Linked DNA regions of Mus musculus: region 1 is linked to region 2. A link is a contact called in ENCODE POLR2A ChIA-PET data. All regions are on one chromosome and are shown on one strand. The core of a region is the stretch at or near the end of the contact, and the rest is flanking DNA. Distances in the headings are between cores, read along the strand shown. Region 1 holds the start of Hmgn2 (high mobility group nucleosomal binding domain 2). Region 2 holds the start of Rps6ka1 (ribosomal protein S6 kinase polypeptide 1).

Evidence for each region. ChIA-PET counts read pairs that join two places held with the same protein, here RNA polymerase II (POLR2A).
Region 1: POLR2A ChIA-PET joins it to region 2 with 10 read pairs in embryonic stem cell. The contact joins the promoter of Hmgn2 here to the promoter of Rps6ka1 in region 2. POLR2A ChIA-PET finds 5 or more read pairs at or near these places in 4 of 5 experiments (Patski and embryonic stem cell).

What each region holds. Positions count from the first base shown.
Region 1 is chr4:133,966,604-133,969,303 of GRCm38, reverse strand. It overlaps Hmgn2 (high mobility group nucleosomal binding domain 2), which reads left to right and starts at 1,313. Exons shown (of 6, transcript NM_016957.3): 1 at 1,313-1,509; 2 at 2,303-2,347; 3 at 2,509-2,538. The coding sequence starts at 1,495. It overlaps Dhdds (dehydrodolichyl diphosphate synthase), which reads left to right. Exons shown (of 9, transcript NM_001362959.1): 9 at 1-276.
Region 2 is chr4:133,886,545-133,889,244 of GRCm38, reverse strand. Rps6ka1 (ribosomal protein S6 kinase polypeptide 1) reads left to right here and starts at 1,448. Exons shown (of 22, transcript NM_009097.5): 1 at 1,448-1,675. The coding sequence starts at 1,613.

The DNA of each region.
Region 1 (2,700 bases), core at 64-2,563, 80 kb before region 2:
CCACTGTGGGCGTGGAAAGGAGAGGCAGATCCACTGTTGTCCAGAGGCAAAGGCTGAAAAATGCTTGATTTGAATTCGCAGATGTCTGCTTTCTGCTGCCATGGCTATTACAAACTAGCTTCAACCCTTGCCTCAGAAATTAAGATGGGACCTATTTTGTGCCTTCCGCCTGAGCACCAAACACCCTATTGCAGATGTTAGCCAGTTGTGTTATGGATGTCAAAAAGAATTTAAAATTTTCTTTTTGAGATACAAGGTTTGTGTGGTAACTGCAAACGAGAGAAGGTTTTGCTTTACTGCTGCAGTTGGCCCCCTCCATCGGGTGCACTCAGCTAGCTCTAGAAGGCCGGACTTTGGGCGGGGGTGGCCTGGAAGGGCCCCTCTGCCATCACACCTGTTCATCTACTTGTTTCCTAATCTTCCGGCGCTTCCCTTCAACCGCCTTTTCCTCACGCAACCGAGAGCAAGCCAGCTCGATGGTGTGTGAGGCGGGCTTTAGCCAGCTGTGGCATCTGCAAAGCCCAGGTTCCATGGCCTCTGCTGAGTGGGGGCAGCTGGGTAGCTGCAGCCCAGACCCAGAGAGCCGAGTGGGAGGGGCGTGCTCCCGGGCTGGGGCGCCGGCTTTTCTCCACCATTCTGTGACAGGGGCCAGAGGGGATTTAAGGAAGCTACCAGGCAGATGTTGGGGGGCTGTTTAACGTTGGGGAGGCGGCTCAGCAGTAGGTGCTGAAAGGACAGCTCCTACCTGCCCCGCTGTACCCGAAAGGCATCCCTGTGTGGAAAGTCTCCCCTCCCAGCCCACACCTCCACATCCCGTGGACTGCTTTCCAGGTGAGCACACCGAGGGACTCCCCAAGGTGGCAACTCAAAAGGATGCACGTCCGACTGCGCCAAGCTTAGCCTCCCGGCTCTCAGCCCACGGGAGCCCGTGGTCCCCGGGGCTGCGGCCGGCGCGCTTCCCGCCGCCTCTGGAGCTGGGCGGCGCGGCCAGGCCTCACAAACCCCTCTGCTGGGGCCCCGGCGGGAGCAGGAAGGAAAGCGGCCGAGATGTGCCCAGTGTCGCACGGCTTGGAGAAGTGGGTAGAAGGGTTGCATAAGGTGGAAGGAACTTGGTAGTTTGCAAAAGCCAGGTCTGGGCGGGAGCGGAACCCCAAGCCTGCCGCCTCGCGCGCCCCTCATTTATTACCTCCGACTCCGAGGCGCGCCCCCTCCCCCAAGGCGCGCCGCCGTCTCGAGCGCCCTCCCCCTGCACCCCCTCCTCACTCCAGAGGAGGTGAGTTTAAACCCCGCCCACGTGACCCCAACTGGGCCAATGAGCGGCGACGGGAGGTGAAATCCGGTTCTAACCGGTCCGGGGCTCCCAGCGCTATAAAAACTTTATAAACCCCCCGGAGCCCGAGCAGTGTGAGGAAGCAGCGAGGACGACCCCCGGACGGAGCAAACCCGCGCGCCGCTGTATCCCCGTGCTCAGCGCCGACGTCCCCTGCCGCCACCATGCCCAAAAGAAAGGTACGTGGCGCGAGCGCGCGGGCGCCCCGGGACCACCGCCAGCCTCGGGCTCGGGACTCGGCGGTAGGTCGGGCGCGGCGCGAGGTTCCAGCCCGAGTCCGGCTGCGGGGCGAATCGTGCGAGGCGCGCTGCCCGCGGGCGCCAGAAGCCATATTGGAGGCTCGGTGGCGGTAGCAGGAGGAGCCATGTTGGCAGCTGTTTATCCCGCTCCCTGTGGCCGCCCGCGCCCCCTCCCCCACCGGCAGCCCCCTCCCCTCCTCCCTTCCTCCCGCGGGCGAGCGAGCGAACGAGCGGGCGATTCAAACCCGAAAGGGCGGGAAGGCGGCGCTCGGCTGGGCGGGCGGGGGAGCGCGCTGCCGCCAAAACTGCGTCCGCGAGGGGCGGGCCCGCGGCGTGGCTCCGCCCTCCCCGGCCGCCCACGTTCCGGGCGCACGAGACGCGCGCCCCCGCCCACGGCTTCCCCGAGCTCCCGCCCTCGACGGCTGCCATGGCAACGGCGCCAGGCGCCGCCTCCGGAGAGGTTTGTTTGCACAATCTGCAGCTGTTAATGCCTGGCGCTGGTGGCTCCGAGCGCCTGTGGGGCCAGGCTCCAGCTTCTCCCGCGCTCTGCGGCCAGCCTGCCCGGTCTTCCGTGCGTCTCGGACTTTAGTTGGGCCTTATCCCCGTTAAGGCTTCTTATATAAAACTTGGGTGTATGCGTTTTTAGAATGGGGTCTGACGGTTGCTGTTAAGTTCCGGTTCTCTGAGATTTGCCTCCGAGGTTACAAGTTTTGGTCTTTTTATCATTTTGTAGGCTGAAGGGGATGCTAAAGGAGACAAAACCAAGGTGAAGGACGAGGTGAGTCTTATCCATTGAGGGCAACGCACAAAGCCTTGCGTAGTAGCTACCAAGGTTCTGTGGTAGTAAATGACCACGAATTGTCTCATTAACTTTTCTTTAATGTGAAGCTGACTAGTGAGGAGACCTGTGCTTATTCCTCTTACTTTCTTTTTTAATAGCCACAGAGAAGATCTGCGAGGTTGTCTGCTGTAAGTGTATGCGTCTATTTCCTGATCTTTACCTGATACTGGGAACCACTTGGGGGCGGATCTCTGTGATCCCGTTGCATTATATATGGTGGCTGTTGCACATCTAGAGGTGTTTGCTGTTGTCCCACGTTCTGATGCTTAAGACTAAAGTGAAAGATGGCT
Region 2 (2,700 bases), core at 199-2,698:
GTCACAATCCTCTGGCCTGAATCTCCTGGATTAAATTTATTTCTATTTATTCATTTATTTATTTACTTAGTTGGGTTTTTGGGGTTTGGGGGGTTTGTTTGTTTTGTTTTGATACAGGTTCTTACTGTGTAGCCCTGGCTGGCCTAGAATTGGCTAAGTAGCCCAAGCTAGCCCTGAACAGAGATCCTCCTGCCTCTGCCTCCCTACTGCTAGGATTAGAGGCGTGAGTGACTTCTCTCCACTTAAAAATGTACTGCATTAAAATGTCTTTATCGGGGAAGGTTGTCCCTGTGCACATTTGTGGAGGTCAAAGGACTGCTTATGAGTTGGTTCTCTTCCACCACATGGGGCCTGGGGATCAGACTCAGGGAAGGCAAGCTCTTTTACCCATTGAGTCCATCCACGGACCCACCCCACACTCTTTTAAACACCAGTGTGCTCCTGACCTGCTGTGTGACTTCGGATAAATAGCTTAGGGTGTCTACTAGGATGGGGTGGAGTCTCAAAAAAAAAATCACAAGCTGCCTGAAGGTGGAGGTCGGAGATACTCAACACGACCTGGCCGGCAAAGCCTGGGTTCCATGGCCATAACCAAGCAAGGAAACGTAACAAAAAATAAATTCCCTATCAATGACGCCTGTCTTCGCTGGAGGCTTTTAATAAACGAGCCAGCTTGTCTTTCACCTGAGAGTAAGTCTCACGACACCTGGGGCCTAAAATCTCCTTAAGAGCAGGCCAAATCTTACTGGAGAGAATCCTGATCCCACCAGAACTGGATTTTGCCTTCTTTCCAGGGACTCCTGCTCAAGTCAGACCACAATCTGGTCTGCCACGGAAGAGGCGCGGACCTGGCCTGAAACCAGCGCCCTCAAGTGATAGGGCACAACAGACTAGGAAGGAGAAAAAAAAATGCGTATTAGGAAATCACCCTGGGGGCGCTGTGGGTCCTGGCGCTGGCTGGCTTGGGACCCGGGGATCACATGGAGACCCCAAAGTGTGGGCTCCCGTGATGTGCACAAGCTTTCGGAAGGGGGCGATCCTAAGGGCTTGGAGAGCTGAGAGCCAGAGGGCACAAGGCCCAGGCTCCTTCCACGCCTCAGTCGGGATCAGGCCCAGGACGTCCCATGTAAATGTGGGGTGGCAGCCCCTCCCCCTGGAGGGAGAAGGCACATCTGGGTTAACATCCCAAAGGCTGCTAGGACAGGACAACGGAGGCCCCAGCGAGGTCTGCAAAGCGGCACAAAGCCCGGGAAAACGGAACCCGCGGAGCCTCCGGTGGGCAGGGCCGACAGTGGGCTGGGGTCTCTCGTGAAGGCAAGGCTGACTCCCGGCGCGTTGGGGGCGGGGGTCCGCGCCGGGAATGCCGCGCCGTGGGGGGACTGGGCGGGGCTACTCAGGCCCCGCCCCCGCGCAGGTAGCCAATGGGCGCGGCGGCGCCGGGTGACGGAGCGAGCCGAAGTGCGAGTGCCGCGGCGGCGGCGGACGGCCCATCCAGAGCGCGAGGGGCTCAGGGGCGTGCGGGGGTCTCGGTGTAGCAGCAGGGACCCCGTGGCCCAGAGGCAGCGCTGCCCGGGGCCGCCGGGAGGAGCGCGGGCGGTCCGGCAGCGGCGCGATGCCGCTCGCCCAGCTCAAGGAGCCCTGGCCGCTCATGGAGCTGGTGCCGCTGGACCCGGAGGTGAGTGAGAGGGGCGGGGGTTGGGGGGACAGGCGGCGGCGGCCGGCCAGCCCGGATCCGCACCGGGGCGGGGCGGGGGCGGCCCGCGGCGTCTCTGCAGCCCCGCGGGGACGTGAGTGCCCTCCGGTCTCTAGCTCACTGTCCGGCTCCACCCCCTTGTGCTCCGGGTGTGCGTGTGTAGGGGATGGTTCTGCTGGGCTCTCAGTACCTCCCTGCAGTAGCCAGGAGAGGAATCTCCACGGTGTGTTGAGATCTGACACCTAGGACCCATCCCGCTTATCATCTTTTAGTAGCTGTGGGAGTTGCCCCAATCAGTGCAGAAGGGAGAAAGGCTTGGGTCAGATGTCTAGGCTTCTACTAGAGACAAGGATCATGGGAATCCGGTTTCTCACCTTAACCTCTCCCCAAGACCTCTCTTCGTTCCTCCACTTCTGACCTTAGGAAGGTAGCCCTGCTGAATCCCAGGCAGTTATGGAACGTGGGACGATACCACCTCTGGAGTTGGAGCCTGCTTTCCTTTGCCCTAAAGCTAATGACACCGGGTCTTCCTACTTCAGATTATGCTGAAGAGTGGGGAAAGTCCTTAGATCTTGTGAAGACTGTCTCTGTAGAAGAGACTCTGCCTCCGTCTTCCTCTCTCCCTCCTTCCTTTCCTGTAGAAAAAGGCTGAGCCCTTGGGCAGTATGGCTTCTGCCACCTAGCCTTTCCCAGAAGCAACTCCTGTCTTTTTTGAGGGCTTTGTGGTCCAACCCTGAGCATGCAGGAGGCCACTTCTGTGCTGTCCTGTCACCCTGGGATCAAGGTCAAGTTTTGAACCAGCAACTTTAAAACTTTCCCTGCTCTCCTGCTGCGAAGGAGGCAGGTGAAACTCTGCCTTCCTTCACTGGAGCTGTTTTGGGGTACAGGAGGCTGGGGTACAGGAGACCTCACTTGATCCCAGAACCTAGATGCTTTTTCTCCTGGCTTGAACCCCTTTACCTATGCTTGGTACCTCAGGTCAGTCACTGTGAGCCCTGTCTCTCAGG